Linked DNA regions of Mus musculus: regions 2 and 3 are each linked to region 1. A link is a loop called in an ENCODE intact Hi-C map of the cell type or tissue named here. Cell type or tissue: left cerebral cortex. All regions are shown on one strand.

What was found. A loop is a pair of places that touch in the nucleus more often than their neighbours do. Peaks named below come from ENCODE experiments on the same cell type or tissue, not always from the same donor. Only the 100,000 strongest peaks of a DNase experiment are listed, where the experiment ranks them.
Region 2: it touches region 1 in a loop (2.7-fold over the local background); 10 of 42 quality-filtered maps call a loop at or near these places.
Region 3: a loop joins it to region 1, with 2.5 times the contacts of the local background. A loop is called at or near these places in 9 of 42 quality-filtered maps.

The regions. Positions count from the first base shown.
Region 1 is chr12:55,718,381-55,723,380 of GRCm38, forward strand. Ralgapa1 (Ral GTPase activating protein, alpha subunit 1) reads right to left here. Exons shown (of 42, transcript NM_001368814.1): 18 at 3,026-4,561; 19 at 1,204-1,328. Among named protein-coding and RNA genes, the nearest start is that of Ralgapa1, 100 kb to the right of the region's middle. In left cerebral cortex, a CTCF peak has its summit at 2,140 (motif pointing left); a DNase peak (open chromatin) is centred at 2,129.
Region 2 is chr12:55,517,859-55,522,858 of GRCm38, forward strand. No RefSeq gene overlaps it. Among named protein-coding and RNA genes, the nearest start is that of Gm36634, 27 kb to the left of the region's middle. In left cerebral cortex, a CTCF peak has its summit at 287 (motif pointing right); DNase peaks (open chromatin) are centred at 323 and 2,384.
Region 3 is chr12:55,818,813-55,823,812 of GRCm38, forward strand. It overlaps Ralgapa1 (Ral GTPase activating protein, alpha subunit 1), which reads right to left and starts at 2,355. Exons shown (of 42, transcript NM_001368814.1): 1 at 1,850-2,355. The coding sequence starts at 1,955. In left cerebral cortex, CTCF peaks have their summits at 2,275 and 2,489; DNase peaks (open chromatin) are centred at 1,492 and 2,382; H3K4me3 peaks cover 2,656 bases; H3K27ac peaks cover 1,815 bases.

The DNA of each region.
Region 1 (5,000 bases):
ATCCTCAGAGTAAATTCTGATAGTTAGGACCACAGTTGGAAAGGAAAAAACATGCTTACTGAAGTATCTAAATAGCATGTAATGACACGGCTCTGACACCTAAGCTATTGAAGTTCTATTTAAAGTAAAAACCCACATATCAGGTGAGGCAGTGCTGGGTCTAAAGCTCGTGATCAGAAGAAAAATAGAGTTTACAATGGAACAATGAAGCAAACAGATGAGAAAATAAATACAAAGACAGCAAAGATGTCATTTTATGATTTTAAAATAATTGTTCCTCAAAGAAAAGGAAATAAAAGGAAAAGTAATAGATAGTGATAGACAAGTTAAAACCCAAATGGGGAATGACAGCCTCTAAACAGCAATTCTGCACCTAAGGACTAGAGGCTCATTAGCTTCTTTTTTCATCTGGTATTTACTATTTAAGGTAAAAGGCACAGTTTAACACTGATTCCAGAGTTATCTGAATTGTTTAAGCTTTCAAACTATGGGAGTTGGGCCAAGTGCCTTCCAATGTTCTTTCCTACTGACATTTAGCAAGTGGTACCAACCTAGGAAAGAGAGTAAGGGAACTACACTGGGAAGGTGATGGCTTACAGCTTTTAATAGATATTACAGTATCTCTTCAGTTAAAGCTACAAGTCTCAATGTTTTATACCTTTTAATAAAAAAAAAAAGTTTTAAAATTTTTACACACACACACGCACTGGAGATTTGACCTAAGGACTTGTAGACAGGCAAGTGCTCTATCACTGAAATATAGTCAACTTGCTTTCTACTTTTTATAAGACTGGGTCACACTAAGTTATACAGGTTGGCTTGAAATTACATTGCACCTCAGGCAAGGCCTTGAACTAGCTATCCTCCTGCCTTAGCCTCCTGAGCAGCTAGGTAGAAGTGTGTACCACTAAGTCCAGCTTTGAAATGTTTTAAGAGCTAACAATAGTTAGGGGAAGGTGCTGATTGTGAAGGCTGATGGACAGGTAAAGGCAGAGAACTCACTTCCTTAATGTGACCTCTACATGCATGCAGTGGCACACATGCACCTTCACATACACACATACCAAATAAGCAATGTTAAAATGTTTTAAGAACTTTACAAGTCAGAGTTAAGTTTCAGGAAAAAATGAAGATTGGAATAAAAACCTCCACATATACATCATACTCATCCTTTAGTTTTCTACTTTTTAAGTTTGAGCTCACCGAGGCATTGCCACTTCGAAGTCGCTCTGCGATAAACTCATCCATCAGGTCAGGAACATTGGCGCTGTTGCCACCAGTCTCACTATTAAGAGGAGGCAGTTTGGGGCTCGTGTCCTCTTTATTTACTAGAAGCAAAAAAGAACTACATATAGTGGGCAACAACTTAATTGTATTTTCTAAATTTGAAACAAAAGTAATCCAAAATAAAGTACCTCTGCCATATCAAGTATTTGCCAAACATGCACTAATGAATAATTTCCCTCCTTTCAGATTTAATTTTTAAGAATTAGTAAATTGTATTTACTTTATTTAACTAAGCAGATGTTAGTCAATCTTCAGTATGACCTTAAACAGCAAGAAAGCTAGAGGTAAGCACTAGTTGAAGTCAGGTTAATATTGCCTATAAAGAAACTGGTATATTTTTCTTCCTATTCTATGCTGCTTTAGAGTCTTAAGAATTAACAAGCTCCCTCTTTCCCCAGAGAATAATTGTGAGGAATATATCCTTTCAATTCATGCAAATCTCAGTACGACATAAACATACTTCAGTATGGATGTAAATAAAAATCTCATGATTTGACATAATTTTTTTTTTCTTTTTTTAGAGTTAGTCTAAAATCTAACGTCAATGCTTGGAGAAAAAAAGGTTCAATTTTCACGAGAATTAAGAACAAATAAAACCAAAATAGTTGTTTGATTTGTCTAACATTCCCACTGAAATGTAATTTTATAGTAACAAGATTGCTTTCACTTGGTAAACTACCTTGTGGACCATACATTTATGTCACCATTATACTGCTGAAAAAAATTGTTTCTCTGTAGAATAAAACTAGCGCTGTTTCTCTTTCTACTGGATCACCAAGTATTTCAGACTGTTAAATACCATTATCTTTATATCACTGGCCAGGCTTTGCTAAGCTGTAATATACTGCCCTCAAGTGGCATTAATGGCTCAATGCAAGATGCATTATACAGCATTGTTAATCATGCTAACAAAACCATGTTAAAACAAATGAAATCAAAACCTACCTTACTGCTGAAAGTTCTGTTTCTGTATCAATAAAGTTGTTTCCATTTTGGAACAAGATAAAATGGTTACTACAATCTTGCTTCCTTTTGCTAACATGTACATTTAGGTTTCATACTGAAATAATCAGTAAATCATGAAACCTTAATGCACATTTAAGATCTCACAATAAAAATTTAAATCTCTAGATTCAAAACTAAAAGCCTACAGCTTTTTTTCAGAAATGCCTTAAATGGAAAGTGGCTAAATCATCTTTGCAATTAAATAAAGAATTTCCTCTTCAATTATAGTTAAGTATAATGTTGGTGCTGGTTGTAGGAGTCTGATTTCTGTTAATATTTGATGTCAAAGTAACTGTCTACCAAGGAAACCAACAAAGTTATCAGTAAGAATTTGCAAATTCAATTAGATAAAGATGATGCCCTTATAGACATAAAGTAGTGGGGGCAAGAAAAAGTACGGCCAACTCCTTAGTGAACTTCAAGACTGGTGGTACATACTCAGAAAAATACCTGACCTTTGAAAGGTCATTACATTTTCCCCTCTTAACTTCCCCTTTCTATTTTATTGTTCAGCAGCAAAGAGGTTTAACTAAATGCCTCAAAAGGAAAATTAGTAATTTAAATAAATATGTATGCTGGGGAAATAGAGCTGGGGAAAGGCGCATGCAGAACCAAACGGAGAGAAAGCAGTGACCATCCCAAAGCTTTTCCATTGCTTATAGCTTGCTTCAGCTGCATTAAGCCAAACTGGTGCTGTCTTTCTCCTTTTGCGCTCTGCACAGTTAGTGCTCACCTGCAGCTTTCCTTCCAAAATAGCCCATTACATGACTGTACAGATCCCTCAGTGGAGCCTCGGGTGGCATTCTGTTCTGCCTCTGTGGGGAAACATTTGCCTTCGGCTTCGAAAGAGCATGGACAACAGTTTTATAAACGCCACCCAGGGAGCCCTGCTGTGGTCCTGTCTCCTGACTCGATGACCTGAGAGTACTGCGACTACCTGCCTGGTTACTTGCCATTCCTTCTTTCTGTGATGTGGCTGTGGGGATCTCTGTGGATTCCCTCACTGCTCTGCTAACTGATGCTGCACCGATTGTATCTAGAGGTCTGTACACACCAGGCTTTACAAGGTCTGTACCACTAGTTGAGCTGGTCTGTGTGTTGCTGGTGGTGCTACTGCTATTACTGCTAAAGCCACTGAGCTTCCGTAGTCTCATCTTCCATGGAGCCTCTTTGTTTTCCAGAGGATTATAAAATTGGACAGACTCGGTAGATGGTCTAAAAGTAACATGAACACTATTTCGTTTCTTAGCGGCAATTTTCATGATTTTGGCCCTATGAGTTACTGTTTCAGACAAGCTCCTCTTAGTTGGAGAAAGCTTGCTAGTGTTTGAAACATGAGGCATTCTGCGGCTTACCGGTGTTTTTAATGCAGTTTTCTTGGCATGCATTAAGTATGGCGTGATTTTTTCATTAACCTGTACACTCTTAAGCTTTTCAGCTACTGTCATATCTACACAGGCATCTACTTCTGTGGCTGTTTGTCTACACAGATGTTTCTTTTTTTCTTTATCACATAGGCTATCTGAGCTAGGATCCGATGAGTGTTCATCAAGACTTAGTTGCTTAGCCTTTTCAGCAGTTTGTGATCTTGGATAGCTATCTGAATGGTTAGGTGCAAGAGTACTTGTGAAGACAGCTGAGCTTGGTTCTTTTTGAAATGGTGTATTTTCAGAAGTCCCAACAAAAGACATGAGATTTTCTGGTTTTACTTCCTGACCTGTGTACTCTACTTTATGGAAAGATGGTATTTCCTCTCTAGTTACGTCAATAAGCACTTCCTGGGAAGCTGTATCTTTCCCTAGCTCACTTTTACTACGACTTTCCTGGTTTTCCTTAAAGTATTCTTTCAGAGAAGAAAGAAGGTCATCGTCTCCTTCAAGGTCAATGTACTGGATTTGATCCAAAGCTGCATCTGCAAGTTCTACTGGACCTATCAAATGGCAAAGATGGTCATATATGCTATCACCAACTTCCAGAGAAGACTCTCTACTATGAGTATCAGTGAGGTGGCTCTCAGTGGATCTAGTTATTGACGAAGCCTCTGTGGAACTCTGCAAGCTTGGAGCATGACGGGATGAACTGTCAACGACAGGAACTGCACCTTTGGCTCGCTCAACAGTGAATGGTTCCAAGATGTCAGAAGTGCTGCTACTTCGAGGCAGTGGCTGTTCCTCATGCAAAGCACCAAAAACTTCATTTCCAGTGTCTTCACTCTGTGAAAAATGTCTGACTCTGGTTGAGCGGGGAAGGATTTGAGCATCATCAATATCTGTAAGAAAACAAAAAATTATACAGAGTGGAAACTATATAAATACAAGAAACTGTTTCACCCACAGCCTAAGCATATGCTTTCCAATAAAAAATTCAGGAAGTTTTTGCAAGTTCAATTAAAGAAAACCAACTAAAAAATATATAACTGACTTTAAAAAAAAAGATGGACCCAAGGCATGTGGTGTCAATGAATTAGAAAATGGCCAAAATACATTTAAGATGTTAACATGCATACAAACAGTGAGATGATGAAACATTTGGAAGTGCAGTTTAAGATAGAGCTGTGCCAATAAATCAAGCAATTCAAACTTGTTAGTTTTTCCTATTCAAATAGGTTATAAGCAGGGAAGAAAAATAGATCTTAACACAGAAAGCTGATCTAAGCATCTACTGAAGATATCTTAGAAAGTCTCCTCTACTAGGCAGGAACAAGACAT
Region 2 (5,000 bases), 200 kb before region 1:
CTTACTAAAATCCAGTGGCATTCTATCAGAAAATTAATTCCTCTGGTTTTTGGAGTCACTGTATACGGTAACTCCGTTGCATCTGACCTCAAGATTTGTCTGATTTTTTTTTTTCTAAGGGTTTCCGTTGGATTAGCCTTCATGTTCTGGAGTCCACCGGTGCTAAGTGTTTTTAACACTCGAGTTAAGGACCTTGTGGAAAAGCCAAGGACAGCCATGGGTTCTTTACAGGGCTCAGGAGAACTGCTGCTTAGCAGGTTGTGTGCAGTTTGCTCGAGCTGCCAGTAGTGGGCGCCCTCTCCCGCGCCACATTCCAATGGCCTTCCTGGGTCTCTGCTGTAGGACCGCACTCTGCCCCTGAAGCAGCTGTGGTGACCCATGGGCTGGATTGAGTAATTAATGAAGCCCCGAGGGATCTCTCACAAAAGAAGAATTGGCATAAATAGGAGGCTGGAGGGGAGGAGGGAGGGAGAAAACTAACCAACAATGAAAAAAAAAAAAAAATGCTGCCACAGCTGCTGCAGCCTGTGAGTAATGTGAGGTGGAGTGTTGACAACACAGATTCCCCAAAGGGAGATTGGGGTGAGACTGTCACCGGACTGCAGGCGCCCACCCCCTAAAAACAAAACAAAACTGCTCTGCGCATCGATTTTTCAAACAATACATTTACTGGCCCACTGCATCGTGGTGAGGGGCGGGGTGATGGTGTGGTCCATGGCAGCTTCATTACCAATGTGGGAACAAACCAGGCATTCTTGATCCCTCTCAGCTCCCAGATGGCCAACAAGCTTCATTTGTCGATGAGCTGGCTTGATGAGCTGACTTGCGTTAACTTTCCTGTGTGCGCTTAATCCAGACTGGGCACTGGTGACAGAGCAAAGCAATGATTCCACCCATGTCTAAATTGGTGAACCAAGCAGTTTATGGGCTTACGGATACACAGGTGACCCCCCAAAAGTTACGCCACTGAAGTCAGGGTGTGTGATGGGTGGTGTTCTCATCACTGCATAGATGGAGTACCCTTCCGTTAGCCTTGTTTCTACATACTTTAGCACCTTCTGAGTCCACTCTGCAGCGGGGGCAGAATTATTGCTATCTGGAAATGGGGACAGGCAGGCTGGGAATCTTAGGTGACCTTCCCACTCTCTCCCATGAGGGAACATCACGAGGCCTGATCTTGTTGGGAGTGTGCGGCGGGAAATCATGGCTCTCTGATTAAGGTAATATAATAATTAAAGTATATATAATAAAGTAAAGGTTGTGTATGCCTGAAAAGGGGTCCAGCCAACAAGAATTTCCTCTTCTTTGCCTTTGATAATGAAGAAACTGAAGGGTTTTGATATTATTGCTTTTTATTTTTATTTATTTTATTTTATGTTTATGAGTATTTTGCCTGCATGTGCATATGCCTATCATCTTCATGCCTGGTGCTCTTGGAGGTTAAAAAAAATGGGTCAGGTTCCCTGGGTCTTCTGGAGCCCAGGATGACCTCAAAGTCGTTGCAATCCTCCTGCCTCATCCCCTCACTCCCAGTTGGGACTACTGGCATGAGCCACCATGCCTTGCCAGTGTTTCTTTTTTAAGAGTGAGAACCACAGCCTTTTCTGTATTGGCTCCCACTCATTCTTCCAAATGTCGAGTCCCAGTCCTCATGTTCTGGGGTCTTGCTTCTGGTCAGTGGTACCACTGGGCCATTAAAGACTTCAGCTCTGATTTGTCCACTACCTTTTGTCTTGAATGATGCTAAGGCCTTGAATTGGCATGCTGTATTCTCAGGGTCTTACATAAAACCATTCTATAAATCACACTTGTTGCCCTTGCTACTGAAAGTCTGAAAAAAGTGTAAAGGGGTTAAAACGAGCCTCATTCATATCAAAGGCGACTGCTGTTCATATGATATATATCCTTCTATAGTGTCTATACATATACAAAGGCTGCGGATAGAGCTGAGTGGCAGAGCACTTGCCTGTCAAGTATATTTCTATCTCATTACTTTCGGAGTTCTATGTCTGTGTGATGGAGAATGACAATGAGTACGATCATTGCTCCTGGGGAAGGTCAGGGATAGAGAGGGTCCTGTGATGCTGCGGGATTTGATCACATTGTGAACCCCACGATTGTGAACTGGAAAAACCTGGTTATTGTTATGGTGTGGCTCAGCCCTAGCACACAGCTTTAATCCAAGAACTTTCTGCAAACAGGATTAAATAAAGTCAACCCTTGGGCAAGAGGTGAAGCAAGCAGCCGGGTGACAGGGAGTGACCATAAGAAAACTCAGGAAGTCAAGAGGAGAGACACTGAGTTGAAGGGTATTTTAGACGGCATGAAGGAATTTCTTCAGGGACGTTGGTGGAGTGGGAAGCCCAGCTGGGGCCTTTCTCTGCCTCTCTGAGCTAGCAGGCTTTCACCACAGCATCTGGCTCTTGTGTCCTCATTTGATAAGTCAAGTGTTTGGGACGTTGTCTTTTAAAAGTAACACTAAGCTGGTGATCACAGCCAGATAACCTTAATTTATGCAAATTTCTGTTGAGAGCCACCAATAAACATTGTTAATTCGTTCACTTTGAACCTGACCAACAGCGGTATACATAACTCATGACTGACAGAAACCACGTAGGCATCTCCTCTGAAAAGCACATCAGATCTTTATGAATAGGAACACTGGGCCATTATACTGGGGCGAATTTCAATACTGACATTGCCAAGAAAAGCAGAGAAGTGTGAATTACACTGTAGTAAACAAAGCACGGAAAGAGACTCAGCCATTGTACAAGAACTGGAGCAAGAAGGCGAAGCACGTCTTTTGACTGCTCAGCAGTCAAAAGGGACGGCAAATAGTTAATTGTTTTAATGCCACAAATAAGTTTTAATTAGAATTATATAATATTTGCAAATATAAATTACAGAATCTGGAACTAATGTGGCTCAATTATATCTTAACTCTTTTCCTGGCCACCATATGCATTTTATTCTTTGTGTGTGCATGTGTGCGTGTTGACATGTATGTGATGGTGAGGTGTGTGTGTGTGCATACATACATGTAGAAGCCAGAGGGCATCCTGTTCTCTCACCCTCTGCCTGAGTCTCTCACTGAACCTGGAGCCAGGCTGAGGCCAGCAAAGCCCATCAATACTCTTGTCTTCCCCACAGCAACAATAGGGTTCCTAGGTGCTTTAGGCAAGACCTGGCATGGCTTTTGCTTGGGTACTGAGGATTTGAACTCAAGTCTTCGTGTTTGCACAGGAAGTTCTCTTACACACTGAGTCAGTTCCTTAGCCTCTCAAGATATCCATTTTTTTTTTTGGACAGGTTATTGCTAAAATCCCTTCTCAGTGTGGGATGTAAATAACACCTATCCCTCCTTCAAAGGTCACAACAGACATACTGACTCCCACAATTCCGTCACAGTTCACTCTTGGGAACCAATGACTTCATTGGGCTTCTTTACTGGGCCTGGGTACCTGCTCCTTCCCCTCCAATAAACTGCACCTGAAAGGCCTTGCCAGTCCAGGAGTCACACAGATGGAACCCTCTGCCCCAGTCTCCTCTGCAATACACTCGACCCCCCGCCCCATCCCCTGCCCTAAGTCATGTGTGTGTGATTAAGGTGTTTGGAGCTTGTTCAATATCTGAAAATCAGCTGGTGTAGTCAACCACACAGGGAGTCTAAAGATGAAAATTCAGAGCTGTCACCACATCAGAAGGTAGTAGGGAGCAGCTGGATACTGAGGTGAGGGTTTCATAAACCCCCCACCCCTCTGTGAGGGTGTAAACAGTCAACAGGCCTGGCTGGGATGGTCTTTTGCAAGCAGGGCGGGGCTAAGAAGGCAGAGCACTGTCTTTTCAATGTCAACCAGGAATATCCAAGTCCCAAGAGCTGCTTGCTTGTCTCAGAGGACAGTCACCGAGAGATTCTGGCAGGCCTGGAACTTGCTATGTAGATCATGCTGGCCTCAGACTTATAGAGATCTGCCTGCCTCTGCCTCCCAAATACTGGAGTTAAAGGTGTGTGCCAACCCCCACCCCTGGCCCAACATATGCATTTTAGTAACTATATATAGTTAAGTAAAGATTATGACTCAAGATATAAATGTACCACGCTTTGTCAAAGGTTTAAATTTTGAGACAGGCTCTGCCTGAGTTTCCCAGGCTGGTTTGAACTTGTGACTCTGTCTCAGGCTCTCAAGGATTATTGGCCTGCTCCTCTGGGTCTGGGACCAGGGCTATTCATAACATCTGGGTGCTTAATTATTTTTTTAAATTTAATTTTTTTCTCCCCTGCTCCTCTCCTCCTTTCTCTCTGTTTTGTCTGCATGTTTTTTTTTTTTAATTTTTTTTTTTTATTTTTAGACAGTGTCTGGCTATGTCACTTGGTAGATCTGGACCTTACTGTGTCAGCTACTTGCATGTGAAACTGGAGATTAGCTAGACTCATAAATGATGCTATCTGTGGATTGACCTGGGCTATCCCGGCTCAGGCACCAGCCTTTGTTGGTCAGTACTGTATACACAGTTAAGTTTTGTCAGTGTGATCTATGGGTTAAAATGGGAGGGGCTCACAAGACATGTACGTGCTTATTCTTCTGCTCTGTTCTGTACAGTTCTTGCCCAATGCTGACTTGAATCTCTTACCTTTGTTGTAATAAAGTGTAACCTTGATTCTAACAGTTTGATCTCAGTCCATCGAGTGAACAAATGGGAGAATGATCTGGGAAACTCCCAATATGAACTACTGTATATTTAAACATACCTGAGGACGACTCTATGTGTGCTCTGTCTGTCTGTCTCTCTATGCATATATTTATGTGTTTGTTATACATTTAATATATAAGTATATATAATATAATAATATATAATATGATATTTTATTGTGGATTTAAGAGGTTCACAAAGGTAACTGGCTATACCACCCTTGACTTGGGCTTGCATTCTATTTTTAGAAGTCAATCCTTACCAGCTCCAAGTCTACTACTGAACATCTTTTTAAAGGCTTAGTGGCC
Region 3 (5,000 bases), 100 kb after region 1:
GTGTTTCCAGACATGATAACTGCTTTTGGCACAATGTGTTTGGTTAAGCACTGTGGTTCTACACTTGAGTGTGGGCTTCTCACAGGGCACAGGTACATAAGAAAGTTGTGAAAGGTAAGACATTCCTGGTGATTTCATTCTTAAAAGACTCCTTAAATTATGAAAGCAAAAGGTTTTTTTGCTTTCTTAAGTATTCCATTTTCGAACTGAGGAAGCCAGGTCCTACAAAATATCCAACATGTGTGGTAGTAATACATCTGATGTTTCCCAAGTTAGGAAACACACATGCACACACTACACACATACACACAACCACAAAACCCTCTATGCTGTGGCAGGTAATTTAGGAACTCTCAATACCCTGCTGTAACTCAGCTTTATAGTTACAACTGCATTTATGCAATCTACAGCTTGTCTCAAGTGAGAGTCAGATTGCACCAAGTGTCCACTTTCAAACGGCCGTTATTTTGTAATACATTTACGTGCCGATGACTTTGCGTGTCTCAGCATATCTTTTCACGCAAATCTTCAATGACTTAACTCCAAAATGGAAATGTTAAAAACCTCTACCATATTTAAATGGTTTACATAAGATGGATTTAATTGCTTTCTCACTATACCACAGGTATAAGTACTTGTGATAACTAAGACTAGCTGTCAGACATGTAGGAAGGCTGAAAAACAAATCAGAGACAGAAAATCTAGGCTTCGTTGTGGTCGTTAGTCTCCACCAGCTCCATCCATCTTCAACTTTTTTGTTTATATATTTTTTAAAATGGCAAATAATATCTCTATTTCTAGACAGATGGTCATGTTGGATTATACTAATTCATGTGAGACCCTTTGTAGACAGCAAAACACCACACAAATGTTGGGTATCATTGGTGGTATTAGTCACAACACAGTAGAGAAATCCATCCATGAAACAGAGGACACACCACTAAACATATAAGTCACTTTCCAAAACAGACAGAAATTAGGAGGACAGCTTGAGATGATAAACTCTGAATTAGAATTCAGACATCTGAGATCTAACCTCAGCTATCCTATTGTCATTCTATATGTCTAAGCCCTGGTCAACTTTCCTTTTTACCTCAAAATTTCTTCATTTAAAAAAAAAAAAAAATCCAAGTTGTCTATGACCAAGTATCCAAAAATCCTCGCTTAACACTTTATCCCAAATCTAGCTTGCTTCGGTCTTCAGAGACACTAAAGTTGATGAGACGGCAGAGAGTAAGAAATTTTTAATGAAAACTTAATTCTGTATCGTTCACGAGAACCTTCTTCTCTATAATTAGTTTTCTTCCTAAAGGACAGCAAATGAAGAACAGGGTGTATAGGGCGGGGTTCTTTCCCCAAGCTTCAGGAACCACCCACTTCCCAAAGAGGTGCAACTGCTTCCTCCAGGGCCCTCACCTGCCAAAAAAACTTGAAAGACTACGGGTTCCACTGGCCGAGCCAGCGCTTTGCTTTGCTTTGCTTTGCACTCGGGTGGGGATGGCAGTAGTCAGATGGCAAGCACACCCTCTAAACACCATTACCCACAACGCCAAGTGTCCCTGAAGTCTCATCAAGGACTTAAGTTTCTGGCCTGACTGTCATTTTTTTTTTTTTAAACAATCAGACCAGGAACTCCAACGTGGGTCTCTCCGTGCTGGTGCTGACTGATTTGTACCAACTGCCAAGCTGTCCCCTTCCCTCGCCGCCCGCCCGCGCGTGGGCAGAGGCGCCGCCGGCCCTCACTCCCGACCGCGCCAGGTCGCGAGGGCGAAGCCCGGAGCTCGCGGGGTGACAGGCCGGGGGCAGCAAGGCCGCCGCGGCGGCGCCCCGGGGTCGCGGCTCCCCTCACCGATGACGATGCGCAGGTGCTTGAGGCGGGTCAGCGCGTCCTTCTTGGTGTCCAGCACCTTCTGGGTGGACTTCTTCACGTCCCCGTGCGGCTTCTTAGAGAACATCCTGCGGCCGCCGCGGCCCCTCCCGGCCGGGTCCCGACGACCCAGCGCAGGCGGTGGGCGGGGAAGAGGCTAGCCGCGGCGGCTCATGCGTTCCCCCGCGTCCGCCGCTGCCGCGCGGGCCCCGCTGCCAGGCCCGCCTCTCGCCGCCGCCGCCGCACGGAACCTGCAGCCCCGGCTCCAATATGGCGGATCCGCCCCGCGCGCTGCAGCGACGAGGAGACGCGGAGCGGCCGCCGCCGCCCAGGCCGCGGCAGGAATCCCCACAGCCGCGGAGAGGGAGCGCTCCGCCGCGGCGCCACTCCTCTCTCCCTGAGGCCCCCTTAAGGTTGAAGCGTCTCTAGCAGCTTCAACCCCGCGGAGGCCAAAACCGAGTCGTGTGGTGATGGAGTTTCACGACTCTGCCGTCGGTGGCGAACGGTCCCCGTGGCAACCGCCTTCTGACGTCAAGTGCTCGTGACGTCATGTCAGCGTGAGCTCATTCCTGCCTCTATAGCCTCTTGGTTTCCTGTGTCTGTAGTAATGAAGAAGGGCAAGAAAGTTAAGGAAGGTGTTGTCTACTGTGTGCTCCTTGTAAACAGCGGTTCCTAGAGTTTTTGTTGAAAAAGTCGTTCATCTCCACTCTTTAAACCGCTCTGAGTAACTTAAACATCAGAACAGATGTGCAAGGCCAGCTTGATACTAGCTCTGAAGCCTTGGCTCTGACGTCATTTCACTTTCTAATTTGGATATTTCCTGTGTTTTGCAAACCGTTCACTTTCTAATTTGGATTCTTCCTGCGTCTTGCAAAATAATGATTAAAAATGTACTGTACTTTAGAGATGCGTGGGAGTGTTGCATCCTTTTCCTTTAAATTAACATGCACATGGCTAGAGCTGCAGTTCGCTCTAGCACCAGATCTCCAGCACCAAGAAAACAGACATAAATAAATAAAATATCTTGTACAAGTAAATGCATCCTACCATATATCAGAGAAAAAAAATTAAGAAATCTGGATGATTTTAAAGGAAGGCTGTCTTTAGATGTGAAATACTCACCTAAATCCAAAGAACGCTGTGTAAGATCCAAGTAAAACAATTAACTAAGTGTGGTAGTGCTCTGCTGTCATACTAGGATTTGGGAAGACATAATTCAAGGTCAATGGCAGCTACGTTAGACCATGTCTCAAAACAAAACAAAACAAAACAAAAAACTACAAAACACAAGTAGTAATCACAAACTCTGGCTTTTTGTCTTTGCCTGTCCCTAGTGCCCAGTCCCCTGCTGATCTATCTTCCGTCACTCTGAATTAATATTTGTTAGACAATTTTGTTTGTATTTTTCTTTAGAGACTTTAAATAATTTATTTTATTTGTTTGTTTATTCATTTGCTTTTTTCGTTTTGGTTTTCCAAGGCAGGGTTTTTCTGTGTAGCCCTGGCTGTGAACTCACTCTGTAGATCAAGGTGGCCTAGAACTCACAGAGATCCACATGCCTCTGCCTCCAGAGTTCTGAGATTAAAGTGTGTGCCACCACTGTCCAGCTTGTTTGTTTGTTTATTTTGGTGTTCTGCCTACATATATGTCTGTGAGATGGTATCAGATCCCCTGGAACTAGGGTTACAGACAGCTGCAAGTTGCCATGGAGGTGCTGGGAATTGAACCTAGGTCCTCTTAACTGCTGAGCTGATTGATTTTTATTTTGAATCTGTGAGTGTGTGTGAATGTGTGTGTGTGCGCGCGTGCGTGCATGCACACAAGCATCTACACAAACATGCCTTTTGAGGCTGTACTTATAGGCAGTTGTGAGCCACCCAGCCTCAGTACTGCAAATCAAACTTGGGTTGTCTGCAAGAGCATATACTCCCCTAACTAGTGAGCCATCTCTACAGCTCCCTTCTTTTAGAATTTTACATCAAATCTACAGAATACATGAAATGTACATAAAAACAGTGATGTGTTGTTTTATCAGTAGCCTTTGTCTTCAAATAGTAATTCACCAGTGAGTGCAACAGTAGGAACTCCCACGGCCTATTAAGAATAGCAGTAATTAGTAGGAGGCTTCTGAAAAATAGCAGGATACTTTAAAATGTTTACATAATCTTGCGGAGGTTTGAATAGGTATGGTCCCCATAGATTCATGTGTTTGAATGCTTGGCCCATTAGGAGATGTAGCCTTGTTGAAGTGGGTGTGGCCTTGCTGAAGTGGGTGTGGCCTTGTTGGAGGACTTGTGTTGTTGTGGAGGTGGGTTTTGAGGTCTCATATGCTCAAGCTCTGCCCAGTGTGGAACCCAGTCCCCTGGCTGCCTTTGGATCAAGATGTAGAACTCTCAGCTCCTCCAACACCCCGTCTTCCTCCATGCTGCCATGATTCCCACCACGATAAAGGACTAAACTCTGAAACTGTAACCCTGCCCCAATCAGCTGACTTTATAAGAGTTACCTTGGTTATGGTGTCTCTTTACAGCAATGAAACCCTAACTAAGACAAATCTGATTCAAAAGTTCCACTTTTAGAACTCTTTTAAAAAAGAGTGTCAGGAAAAAATAAGGTTTTGTAAAATATTAAGGCATTGTTTATAACTGTATAAACTGATGACATGACCACTCCATGGTGTGGTTTTATTGTAGACATGAGAGCATGGCATTGTCCAGAGCCGAGAGAGAAAGTAATAGACTGCACATGGATGGCAGACTGGAGCTGACTAGGAGGGAAGCAGGACCAGAGCAGATAGAGATGGGAAGGAGCATAGAGAAAGAGAGAGAAAGGGAAAGTGCTGAAGACCAGAGAGTGATGTGAAGAAATAGCAGGAGAATGAATAGCTGGGGACATAAGCCTGTGAGCTGGTGAGCTGGAGAGGAGAGGGGAGGGGAGGAGGTGAGAAGAGCCAGGATGTCGGCCAGCACGGACTTCGTATGTGTCCTGAGTACTTGTGATTCTGAGGGAGCCTGGAGGCCAGCATAGACTTTGGTCTGCTAATGGACACCACAGTCAGCCATTTCTTCCTTCTGCCTTTTGGAATATGAGAAAAATGGAGTTTCATTTGATCTGACAATACATCAAAAACCTC